Regions from separate parts of the Homo sapiens genome. Here region 2 is linked to region 1. A link is an interaction called in ENCODE POLR2A ChIA-PET data of the cell type or tissue named here. Cell type or tissue: CD4-positive, alpha-beta T cell. All regions are shown on one strand. Links, peaks and the distances in the headings refer to the core of each region. The heading gives the core; the rest is flanking DNA.

Region 1 (8,079 bases), core at 1,516-6,515:
CCTCAACCTGTACCATCTTCCGTAGCTTCTCATGTCTCCTGGACCCTGCCCTTTGCACTTGGTGGAGCTGGCCTGCAGAGCCATAGAGCATCTGGCCTGAGCTCTCCAATCATCTGGGCAAACTTGCACAGGCGAGGCCCCATTGACTGCTCTCCTGAGCCACAGAACTAAGGCCGTATAGCTACCTTACTGGGGTAGCAGCCCAAGTGCACTGTCTCCATGTGTCTGGTGGGTCTCCAGATTGAAGGGCTGCCAGGAGTGATTAGGAAATCATATTTTTTAAGTATTGGACTGAAAAAGAGCACTTTAATAAATGGTTTAATTTTTGCCTGAGGGAAAAATAGCTACTTTTCTCCAATAATACAAAACATAATGTTCTAAATGAAATGAAACTGAAAAAGCAGCATGATGCTCTGTTAAAATCAGAGGTTTCTTTCTCTTTTCCTTGTTTTCTAACATAAGTGACTTTATGTGAGGTCTAAACTGAATCTTTACTGTTTCTCTTAGTTTTAAACTCCTTATACATATTTTCTTTGCATTTCTCACTGTTGAGTTAGGACCTGAATCTTTTTCTGCCATTTTATGTTGCTGGTATTAGAAATGATGAAATTTTGACTTTGCAGAAAACTAACGAGGTTACCTTTTAACTGCTAGAATACTGATACTGTGTTTTAAAAGTTACATAAAGGGTACTAGTGTCCATTTAAATACCTATAATAACGCACTAGAGAAAAAAAAGCACTGACCTTGAGAGGTGTTCATTGTACTCTTCCAGGAGGCAGTTATTGCACATTCTAGTGTATAGCATTTTCAGTTCATTTTTAGCTTTTGTTGACTAATGCTTTGCTACCCAAGTCCTTCCTTTTTATTTGTTTGTGTTCTGTGAATAGAAGTTGGAAAGCTTGTTTTCAGCCTGCCCGAGTGTTTACATTTTTATTTGGCATTTCAGCCTCTCTATAACAATACATAGATTGTATGTGGAAGTGCCATTTAGTTACAGATGCAGAAAAGCTTGCAGATACTTGTTCAGGCAAAGTGAAAAGTAAAGTAGCATTTTACCCCGAGTCCAAAAAATTATCCTAAGCAAATACAGTTGTTTTTTAAAGTGTGGGAGAAATTTTCTTTTTCTCTCAAAAGTAAAATAGAAATCACAGCTTAGTGGTCAACCTTAGCTAGCTTAGGTGTGAAAATCCCATTTCTTCCCATGTTGGCCATGTGGGTCTATCTCTGGCACACAGAAGAGGTCTGTTTAGCCGCCTTATTTTGGCAGATAGGGAAGACATATCTGAAAATTGGTACTCACTCGTATGTTGTGTGTGTGTGTGTGTGTGTGTGTGTGTGTGTGTGTGGTGGCTTTGTATCTTCTTGTTTCCAGGGGACATGATGACCTTGTTGATGAAAAAAGACACTCTGACAGAAGAGGAGACTCAGTTTTATATAGCAGAAACAGTATTAGCCATAGACTCTATTCACCAACTTGGATTCATCCACAGAGACATCAAACCAGACAACCTTCTTTTGGACAGCAAGGTATTGGGGGGGCATTGGCATGAACTATGCACGTTTACTGATCTGAGCAGCCTCTGCTTTAACACCTGCACCCCTGTGGTCATCCCAGTGGGCGAGCTGTGACCTGCCTTGTCATGATTTTCCTTTTTTTTTTAAACAGGTAAGTTTGCTGTCACTTCCTTTCTCTGAAAGGCTATGGTTCTGTAATTTGGTTGAACATTTCTCTTAAAAATAAAGGAAACTTGAAAATAAGAGCAAAATTGATGTAGAGGGCAATTTTGTAATAAAGCCAAAGATAGTCACCTTCTCTTAGCATATAATTAACTGTGTTACTAATACATCACCTATCTAGAGCCCTTCTGTTGGGCAACCTCATCAGTTAATGAGGAACCCAGCCAAGAAGCAGGAAATGCAGTAACAACAAGAACCTGTAACAAAGTCCAGGTTCCAAATCATGCTCTCTGCTTAAAGAAGAGTCCTGCCCAGCCTCTTTTTTTTTTTTTTTTTTTTGAGATGAAGTCTCACCCTGTTTGCCCAGGCTGGAGTGCAGTGGCGCGATCTTAGCTCACTGCAACCTCCGCCTCCTGGGTTCAAGCGATTCTCATTGCCTCAGCCTCCCAAGTAGCTGGGATTACAGGCATGCACCACCACGCCCCTGCCCAGCCTCTTAAATGGCCTGTTTATTTTTATTTTTAGACATGCAGATAAGCGTAGTTGCCTAGTTCCTAAACTTACAGCAAATTAGAAGATAATCCCTGTGCTGCCAACTAACTTGCTAGATAACCCTTGGCAAATCTCTTTACCACCTGGATCTCACTGTTCTTATCCGTAAAGTGAAAATACTGATCTAGGAAACCCCTAAAATCCCGTTCACCTCTAAAACTCTAGAATGTTGTTTTCTGTTAAGCAGACTTGTTGTCTTGACTGAATTTTTCTTGTAAGGTGAAAAGTAAATTTATTTTCTAGGGTATTTTTCTTCTTTGAAGTCTTTTGGTGACTTTTTTGCTTTGCTGTCCTTGAAAAACCTGAAGTTGTTTTTTTTTTTTTGAGACGGTCTCATTCTGTCATCCAGGTTGAAGTGCAGTGGCACAGTTATAGCTCACTGCAATCTAATTCTTGGGTTCAAGGGATCCTCTTGCCTCAGCCTCCTGAGTAGTTGGGACTATAGGTGCATACCACTGTACCTTTTTTTTTTTTTTTTTTTGAGACGGAGTCTCGCTCTGTCGCCCAGGCTGGAGTGCACTAGGGCAGTCTCGGCTCACTGCAAGCTCTGCCTCCCGGGTTCACACCATTCTCCTGCCTCAGCCTCTCGAGTAGCTGGGACTACAGGCGCCCGCCACCACACCCAGCTAATTTTTTGTATTTTTAGTAGAGACGGGGTTTCACGGTGTTAGCCATGATGGTCTCGATCTCCTGACCTTGTGATCTGCCCGCCTTGGCCTCCCAAAGTGCTGGGATTACAGGCGTGAGCCACCAAGCCTGGCCTTTTTTTTTTTTTTTTTTTTTTTTTAATTTTTAGTAGAGATGAGGTCTCGCTTTGCTGCCCAGGCTGGTCTCAAACTGCCTGGTTTAAGTGATCCTCCCACCTCAGCCTCTCAAAGTCCTGGGATTACAAGTGTGAGCCACCACCTGCTTTTTTCTTCATTATAATGTGCAGAAGTGGAGTAGAATAGTGGACATCAAAGGCTAGAGAGTGTAGCAGAGACGGGGATATGGGAAGAGCCTGGTTAAAAAAAAGGCCGGGGCCGGGCATGGTGGCTTACGCCTGTAATAATCCCAGCACTTTGGGAGGCCGAGGCAGGCGGATCACGAGGTCAGGAGATCGAGACCATCCTGGCCAACATGGTGAAACCCCATCTCTACTAAAAATACAAAAATCAGCTGGGCGTGGTGGAGTGTGCCTGTAGTCCCACCTACTTGAGAGGCTGAGGCAGGAGAATCACTTGAACCCGGGAGGTGGAGGTTGCAGTGAGCTGAGATCATGCCACTGTGCTCTAGCCTGGTGACAGAGCGAGACTCCTTCTCAAAAAAAAAAAAAAAAGGCCAGACGCAGTGGCTCACACCTGTAATCCCAGCACTTTGGGAGGCCAAGGTGGGTGGATCACGAGGTCAGGAGCTCAAGACCAGCCTGGCCAACATGATAAAACCTTGTCTCTACTAAAAATACAAAAATTAGCTGGGTGTAGTGATGGGCACCTGTAATCCCAGCTACCTGGGAGGTGGAGGCAGGAGAATCACTTGAACCCAGGAGGCGGAGGTTGCAGTGAGCTGAGATCGTACCACTGCACTTTAGCCTGGGGGACAGAGCAAGACTCCATCTAAAAAATAATAATAATAATGCATAAACATGGTAGAAAATTTGAACATTACAGACAGTATTAAAGAAGAAAAATTACGCTGGCCAGGCGCGGTGGCCCACGTCTGTAATCCCAGCTCTTTGGTAGGCCAAGGCAGGTGGATTACCTGAGGTCAAGAGTTGGAGACCAGCTTGGACAACATGGTGAAACCCCATTTCTACTAAAAATAAAAAATTAGCTGGGTGTGGTGGCACGTGCCTGTAATCCCAGCTACTCGGGAGGCTGAGGCAGGAGAATCAGCTTGAACCTGGGAGGCGGAGGTTGCAGTGAGCCAAGATCGTGCCACTGCACTCCAGCCTGGCCAACAGAGCGAGACTCCATCTCAAAAAAAAAAGAAGAAAGATTACCTATAATCTAATCACTGAAAGATAACCATTTTGTTGTAATCACTTTGATGCCTTTCTGTTTGTGTCAATCATTTATATAAAGTTGGCATCCTAAAAGTAAATAGCTTTGTATTCTGTGTAAACATTAAAATATTAATGCTAGATATTTTCCTGTGTCATTAATGTCAGATATATGTTTAATAAAGCACTGGCCCTACCTTGTGTGATTCAAAGTTCAGATGCCCTGGTTGGTGCCCCAGGTAGCTTAGTGCTGGCTTCTTTGTCCCCTGTAGTCTATGTTCAGATCCAGCAACCATATTAAAGAACTTGAGGATTCGGTCTAACTGAAGAGGAATGGGGGATCCTGTTAGGTGCAGGTTTGCCCTTTATATTATGCTAGCTCACACTTGTAGCAAAATGTTCTCATAAGCAGGTTGATTTGTGTTCAGCCACATAGATTATAGTCCTAAAAATGTAGGAGTTTTGAGTTCCTGTTGCATATTCAGAATAGCTATAGAATTCCCTGAAAGGCTAGGCTTGAATAGCATTTGCTCCAGGAACTGCTTTTAAAAAGTTTTACTTTCTTTCTTTCTTGCTTTTTTTGTTTGTTTGTTTTTGAGGTGGAGTCTCACTCTGTCACCCAGGCTGGAGTGCAGTGATGTGATCTTGGCTCACTGTGACTTCTGCCTCCCAGTTTCAAGCAATTCTCCTGCCTCAGCCTCCCAAGTAGGTGGGATTACAGGCGTGCACCACCATGTCCAGCTAATTTTTGTATTTTTAGTAGAGATGGGGTTTCACCCTGTTGGCCAGACTGGTCTTGAACTCCTGACCTCAGGTGATCCACCTGCCTCGGCCTCCCAAAGTGTTGGGATTACAGGCGTGAGCCACTGTGCCCAGCCAAAAACAGTTTTTCTTAGTCCTTTCTTAGAGTTGTCCAGGTAAGATATGTAATCATGAGAACTATAAACTTCCTTGGCTTGTAGAGTAAGTTACTTGCAAATCTGCAAAAAAAGATACTGAGGCCAGGCGTGGTGGCTCACGCCTGTAATCCCAGCTTTTTGGGAGGCCGAGGTGGGTGGATCATGAGGTCAGGAGTTCAAGACCAGCCTGGCCAAGGTGGTAAAACCCTGTCTCTACTAAAAACACAAAAAAATTAGCCAGATGTGGTGGCGGGCACCTGTAATCCCAGCTACTCAGGTGGCTGAGGCAGAGAATTTCTTGAACCCGGGAGGCAGAGGTTGCAGTGAGCCAAGATGGCGCCACTGCACTTCAGCCTGGGTAACAGAGCGAGACTCTGTCTCAGAAAGAAAAAGAAGAAAAAAAAAAAAGATACTGAGTTTAATAGGCTCAAAGCTGTCCCTGTTTGGCAGTTTACCTTGCTGTGTACATATGTACATACACACATCCAAACCTAATTGGATTTCTTTTAAAACAAAACATAATAAAATTTGACCCATCTGAGCAGGGCTCCTGTAGCCTTGTATTTTGGAAAATTTGTATGTTTAAGCCTGATGATGTCCTTGAGAAAGGTGGTATTCTGGAAAGACCACAGACATTGAAGTCATTTGGGCTCAAATTTTGGCCACACCACTTCTGATTGTGTAACCCTGAGCAAGGTAGATCTCTGAGCATCAGGATTCCCTCTTACATTTTTGATTTCAACTCTCCATCTTAAAATTTTGCCACCCTAAGACACCTACTTTTTCCTTAGGGCTAGTTATATGCCAGATACTGTGTTGGGAGTCTTACATGCATTAATGCCCATTCCTGCCAGAAAGATATCTGTACTCTCATTTTCCAGATGAGATAAGATGGCAGGGTAAAGTAATCCTGGTCTGGGAGGAAGAGCATGGGCTGATTTCTGCTTTTGGTTCCGCCATTTTAACGGCAAGCCATTTAACAGCTCTGAGTCTGTGATGTGTGGTTTAGGAGTTTTAAATGAGACAACACAAAGCATTGATCAAGGTGCCTGACTCATAGAAGGTGTGTGTTTTCCTTTATGAAAATTATAAAGTTAAGAGATTTATGATTGGAATACAGCATGGTCATAATGGCAGCGGTGGCCTGTCTGGAGCCTCTGCTGGGAAGATGCCAGCTGCAGTGGGGGAGGTGCGGTCAGGGCTGTGTGCTCCATGGAGCTGGCAGGAGCTGGGAACAAGCGGGAGCCCTGCCCTCCCAGGCACAGTTGCAGTTGCCCAACCACAGCTGCAGACCTGGGCATCCCAGAAGCCCATGAGCTTGGAAGTACCTGCTCCTGCTGCCTGACTTCTCTGTGCTCCTGGTGTCCACTCCAATTTCAGAGCAAAGTTGAGGCCGAGCCTGGGTTCTACTGAGACCTGGTCAGGTGTGCGCACACTTGGGGCGGTGCTGACACACTAGCCCCCTGCAGCCTCAGCTCCCTCTGGACTTTGGGTGCCAAGAAGCATGAGAGGGAGGCCAAGCAGGGGAGGAGAGCACCTGGGTGCAGGTCTGTAGATGCCCCTTTGCACCAACAGCCTGGGTGCTGTGGACAAAATGATTGATGGCTATAAGAGGCAGAGAGGCTCCTGGGTGGAAAGGGGTGGGTCCCTGGCGAAGCCCCACCTTCAAGCCAGGGATGGCCTGAAGCCTGAGGGCCAAGCTGTCAGTTCGGGCTGGAGTCTGTGGCCCAGAGTAAGAACTTGCGGTGGTTTTTCCGGGCCTGCCTGTGGCCACCTGTGGACCAATCAGCACGTACTTTCTCTCTTTTGAAACCCATACAAACCCTGGACTCACACTCTGGCAGATGGTCAGACGACCTGCTGCAGAAAGGAGCTATCTACTCCGGGTCTCCTAAGGGCTACAGACTTGATGGGTGCCAGGTCCAAACTGCAGACTGCGACCGAGCGATAGATGAAAAAAATGGACTCCGACACAGATATCCAGTGAAAGAGCGGGCTAGGGGAGTGGACTGCCTACAGAAAGAGTTGTAGCAGCCTCGGCCCTGACAAGCTGGTGCTGCGGGCAACTATTTAGTACAGATTTAATGACAAAGGCCTTGAGTCATTGTGGGTAATTAACATGGTCATCACCCCCCCACCCCCACCTCATCTCCGGAGAGAGCAGTCCTGCGCCTCGATTTATTAAAGTCCAGGTTCCGAGGCCTAAGTAAACTAACTTATCTACATCAGTTTCTTTACATCCCCTTGTTATCTAACCTAAGCTTTCAGGCACCGGATAAGAGAATCTGGCTGCTTTCGGCCAAATCCTTTTCTGAAGCTTTTGTAAAACTTCCCAGCCTTCTAAGAAGGTTTGCTTCTTTCTACAATTTTTCTCACCACCCTTACCGAACCCCGGCAGATGGGATGACCTGCCTGCGTCTGGGAGGTACCCACTCTGGGTCTTTTCTGCACTGAGGGCTGCACAGATGTCAGGATGACCTGCTTGCGGAAAGGAGCAACCCACTTTGGGTCTCCTGAGAGCTGTACTGTCGCTCAGTAAAGCTCCTCTTCACCTTGTTCATGCTCCAGTTGTCCGTATACCTCATTGTTCCTGAATGCAGGACAAGAACCTGGGACCTGTCAAATGGTGGGGCTGAAAGAGCGGTAACACAAACAGGGCTGAAATATGTCTCCCTTGCTCGCCGTGTTGCAGGCAACAAGAAGGAGAGAAGAGCGGCGGCCCTTCCAGGAGCCCAGACTTAGGGGCTTCCTGAGCCAGTGCTGTGACACCCCCTTTAGGGCTCTGCGGTTTCTGGCATCTCCAAGCTTCCAGGTGCCACTGCATTCCCCTCGTCCAGATGCAGGTGCCCACAGCAGAAGCCGCTTGCAGTGCATCTCATCCAGCTGCAGGCTTGCATGGAGCCAGCAACTATGCTGGCACCTGGAGCTACCTGCTCTGCCTGGCTGTGTGCAGTGGCCACCGGTGTG
Region 2 (5,000 bases), core at 1-5,000, 120 kb before region 1:
TCCAGCCTGGGCGACAGCGAGACCCCGTCTCAAAAAAAAGAAAGTGTTTGGAAAGCTGGAAAGCCCAGTAAGGGGGTTTGATAAGACAGGGGTGAGGCGGGAACAGCCCCGTCCTGCAGACATCGTGTAGGGTTCTCTGCTCTCTAGAGACACTGAAGTAGCAGTTGCACATGCTTGTGAAGCGGGTTCCGATGCCCCCCCTCCAGCTGCTCACATGCCTCCCTGCCACCCCTAGCATTTGGAATGCCAACTTGACATGCCTGGAATGCAGGAGTGGCAGGTTGGCTCTTCAGACATCTAAGGGGAAGAGATGGGGGCGTTGTCACACTCCCAGCCCACCCCCCACCCCAGCCGTATTTCTGCCAGGAAAGGGAATGTGGCGGAAGGGATCAAAGCTGTCCAATCAAAGATTCCCTCCACAGGCCCGCACCACACAGTTGCCATCCCTGCGACCCTTCATCTCCCTTTCCATCTGCCCACCCATGCCCCTCCGTCCACCTGGCTCCAGGGAGGGAAGATGGGCAGTAGCTGCACCCCCCAGCCAAGCCAGGAGGGCAGCAAGGAGACAACTGTTCTTCTCAGGTCAGGAGCTCGTCCACTTGGTTTCACACCCTTTCAGTTCAACTTGCAGACACATATTGCACGTCTGCTAGTATACAGCTAGTTAATATTAATGCTCTGTATTTTTTAAAAGAGGTATTCCAGAGGAATGTCCTCACAGGGCCTGAGTTGGAAAGAGCTGAGAGCCCTTGGCTGTAAGGACATGAGAAGTGAGGGGCCCCCACACTGCCAGTGGGGACAGGGGGACAAGTGGGTTTGACTTAATTCAGGGGCAGTTTGGCAGAACAGGTCAAAAGCCTGGAAATGTGCATGCTATGACCCAGGGATCCAGGTCTAGGAATCTGCTCTAAGGAGATATCACAAAATGATCAGTCTGCCGGGCACGGCGGCTCACGCCTGTAATCCCAACACTTTGGGAGGCCGAGGCAGGCAGATCACCTGAGGTCAGGAGTTCGAGACCAGCCTGGCCAACATGGTGAAACCCGGTCTCTACTAAAAATTAAAAAATTAGCCAGGTGTGGTGGCTACTTGGGAGGCTGAGGCACGAGAATCACTTGAACCTGGAAGGCGGAGGTTGCAGTGAGCTGAGATGGTGCCACTGCCCTCTAGCCTGGGCAACAGAGTGATACCCTGCCTCCAAAAACAAACATACAAACAAACAACCAAAATGATCAGCCTGGTTTGAGTCTTGGCTCTAGTGATGGGTGACTTTTTAGCCTCATCCCTAAAATGGGACTTCATGGCATCCCACCACACAGGTTTGAGGAAAAACTGAGACAATGCCTGCCTGCAAGGCGCCTGGGACACAGTAAGTGCTCAATAATATAAGCATCTTGGTTTGGGATCCTCCAGAGGCTGACCCCAAGACAAGGATTTTGGAGGTAAGCCCAGGAAGCACAAGTGGTAATGTGGGGAAGTAAGACTGGGAGGAAAGGAAGCCCAGGGAAGGTGCATTTATCAAGCTCCACCCGGAGCCAGCCACCTGCTTGCAAAAAATGCCTGGAAGTGGAGTCAAAAAGGTGAATGGTCCAGGATTGTCTCTGCTCCTTTAAGTCTTGGTTTTTGTTTTTGTTTTGGTTTTGGTTGTTGAATTGCTTGTTTTGTTTGAGATGGAGTCTCACTCTATCACCTAGGCTGAAGTGCAGTGGATCTATCTCGGTTCACTGCAACCTCTGCTGCCTGGGTTCAAGCAATTCTCCTGCCTCAGCCGTCCAAGTAGCTGGGATTACAGGCGCCTGCCACCGTGCCTGGCTAATTTTTTATTTTTAGTAGAGATGGGGTTTCCCCATGTTGGCCAGGTTGGTCTTGAACTCCTGACCTCGTGATCCACCTGCCTCGGCGTCCCAAAGTACTAGGATTACAGGCGTGAGCCACTGAGTTTGACTTGTTTTGTTTTTTGAGACAAGGTCTTGCTCTGTTGCCCAGGCCGGAGTGCTGTGGCGGGATCTCCACTCACCGGAGCCTTGACCTCGTGGGCTTAAGACTTCCTCCCACCTCCGCCTCTGGAGTAGCTGGGATTACAAGTGCATGTGACCAGGCCTTAGCTAATTTTTTGTTTTTACTTTTTGTAGATATGGGTGTCGCTTTGTTGCCCAGACTGGTCTCAAACTCCTGGGCTCAAGCGATCCTCCCTCCTTGGCCTCCCCAAATGCCAGGATTACAGGTGTGAGCCACCACACCCTGGCATAAGTCTTAGTTTTGTCTGCCTCCATAATTATTTTATGTAAAAGAAAAATCAAACTTTCTCTGGTTTAAGTGACTGACTTGCCTTTTCTGTTATATGTGGCTGAATTCAATCTTTATCTGATGCTGGAGACCAGTGGCTGTCTCACCAGGAAGTTGTCCAAGGGACTCACCCACCTTGGAGACCCAGTGTCATGGTCAGGTGCTATGGTGCCAATATCACACCAAGGAGATGATCTCACCAAGAGACCCTACTCCCTCTTGGAGCCTTATGATGCAGTGAAAAAAAAGGCTTCCTAGGCAGGGGTTCATACTTTTGGCCCAAATCCCCAGGTGTCTGTTACCTCCTCACTGTCCTCTAGCCGCTCAGAGCTCTGTGGTACCACTCCAAGCAAGTACTCCACGCCCCCAACCCTTTCCACACGCTCCCTCGAAATGTAGCTGTTCCCTGTGCCCTTCTCTTTGGTCTCTGCTCGTAGGCAACAGATAGCGCATCTGATATGTGAATTGGAGTTACTGGGTTAATGTGTCACCCTCCCAAGTAATAGATGTGTATTTTTGACAGGGCCTTTCTGGAAACAAGGCCTTATGCCCAGAATTCACCCTCCCGAGTAATAGATGTGTATTTTTGACAGGGCCCTTCTGGAAATAAGGCCTTATGCCCAGAGCTGAATGACGTAAAAATCCCCAGAAAAACAAGAGGCCGCCCTGGTGCTGGTCTCACTTCCTCTGTTCCACTCCTGTTTCCTCCTTTTTTTTTTTTTTTTTTTTTTGGAGACAAAGTCTCACTCTGTCGCCCAGGCTGGAGTGCAGTGGCGTGACCTTGGCTCACTGCAACCTTCATCTCCCGGGTTCAAGTGATTCTCCTGCCTCAGCCTCCAGAGTAGCTGGGATTACAGGCATGCACCACCACACCTGGCTAATTTTGGTTTTTTCTTTGCTTGTTTCTTTGTTGTTGTTTTGTTTTGTTTTTTGAGATGAAGTCTCACTCTGTTGCCCAGGCTGGAGTGCAGTGGTGCGATCTTGGCTCACTGCAGCCTCTACCTCCTAGGTTCAAGTGATTCTCCTGCCTCAGCCTCCCGAGTAGCTGGGATTACAGGCATGCACCACCATGTCTGGCTAATTTTGTTGTTGTTGTTGTTGTTGTTGTTGCTGTTTTCTTTTTTTGAGACAAAGTCTCACTCTGTTGCCCAAGCTGGAGTACAGTGGTGCCATCTCAGCTCACTGCAACCTCCACCTCCTGCATTCAAGTGATTCTCCTGCCTCAGCCTCCCAAGTAGCTGAGACTATAGGCACGTGCCACCATGCCCAGCTAATTTCTGTATTTTCAGTAGAGACGGGGTTTCACTATGTTGGCCAGGCTGGTCTTGAACTCCTGACCTGGTGATCTGCCCGCCTTGGCCTCCCAAAGTGCTGGGATTACAGGCGTGAGCCACCATGCCCGGCCTAATTTTGTACTTTTAGTAGAGACGGGGTTTCTCCATGTTGGTCAGGCTGGTCTCAAACTCCCGACCTCAGGTGATCCACCCGCCTCGGCCTCCCAAAGTGCTGAGATTACAGGCATGAGCCACTGTGCCCAGCCCTGTTTCCTCCTGTATCCTGTCCTCTCCCTTGGCATAGCTGGCCTTGGCCACAGCTCCTAACTCAGCAAATGCCAGGTCCCCACCCTCCTCCACCATTCTGCCTGAGCTCCCATACTGAAAGCGAAAGGAGGCGGTGGAACAGAAAGAAAAAAATAATAAAACCACTGAAAGAGAAGAAACAGCTGGCAGAATATTGGAAAGATTCCCAGGTGGGAATTCCCAGCCCTCAAGGCCTATGTCAGCCAGGCTGAGGAAGTTCTTGAAGAGCAATCTTGAAATCAGCTCTTGACATCGTTCCCAGCTCATGGGAGCACCTAACCCCTTGTCCCTGCCTTGGCCCGGAGGGAGGTATGTGCCTGAAGTTGGAGTTGAATTTTGAGGGACAGAGCAGAGCTAGGGTGGGAGGGAGAGGGTAGGGCAGGGGGTACTCTGGGGAAGAATGGACCCTGGTGGGTAGGGTCACAAGGTGCCTGAGGGTCCAGGCCCTTCTGGGCTTCCAGGGGACAAGGCCTTTCCCCCCAAGGCAGTGCACAGTGAAAAGGAGGCTTGGCAAAGCCATGTGCCCAATGGTATGTGTGAAGGTGTGGGGAGGGGCACTCTAAGAGGCTGAACTGACAGCAGCCAAAAAATAAAGTTGGCTACTCTTACCTAAGGCACGGTGAGATCCTATATCCATTCAGGAAACATGGAGGAAAACTGGAAGAGGCTGGAACAGAGGTCTGGCTTGTGCTTGTGGGAGTCTGGATCAGGTGTGGCAGTGATGGGCAGACAGGGAGACAAGAGCAGTGGTGTCACCTGTGTAAAAGTGTGGCTCTGGCCATGCAAGGGGTCTGCAGACTGGCCACCAAGGGGCTGGTGTCGGAATTTCTCAAAAAGAAATGTGGGCCAGGCACAGTGGCTCACGCCTGTAATCCCAGCACCTTCGGAAGCCAAGGCAGGCAGATCACTTGAGGTCAGGAGTTCGAGACCAGCCTGGCCAACGTGATGAAACCCTGTGTCCACCAAAAATACAAAATTAGCCAGGTGTGGTGGTGCACCTGTAATCCCAGCCACTTGGGAGGCTGAGGCAGGAGAATCACTTGAAACCAGGAGGCGGAGGTTGCAGTGAACCGAGATTGTACCACTGCGCTCCAGCCTGGGTGACAGAGTGAGACTCCATCTCAAAGAAAAAAG

What was found. ChIA-PET counts read pairs that join two places held together with the same protein. Peaks named below come from ENCODE experiments on the same cell type or tissue, not always from the same donor. Only the 100,000 strongest peaks of a DNase experiment are listed, where the experiment ranks them.
Region 2: POLR2A ChIA-PET joins it to region 1 with 5 read pairs; 4 of 35 experiments call an interaction of 5 or more read pairs at or near these places.

The regions. Positions count from the first base shown.
Region 1 is chr6:36,508,789-36,516,867 of GRCh38, reverse strand. STK38 (serine/threonine kinase 38) reads left to right here. Exons shown (of 14, transcript NM_007271.4): 7 at 1,376-1,530. Among named protein-coding and RNA genes, the nearest start is that of STK38, 35 kb to the left of the region's middle. In CD4-positive, alpha-beta T cell, for the core only: no CTCF peak of the experiment used is centred there; no DNase peak of the experiment used is centred there.
Region 2 is chr6:36,627,032-36,632,031 of GRCh38, reverse strand. No RefSeq gene overlaps it. Among named protein-coding and RNA genes, the nearest start is that of MIR3925, 7.0 kb to the right of the region's middle. In CD4-positive, alpha-beta T cell, for the core only: no CTCF peak of the experiment used is centred there; a DNase peak (open chromatin) is centred at 2,931.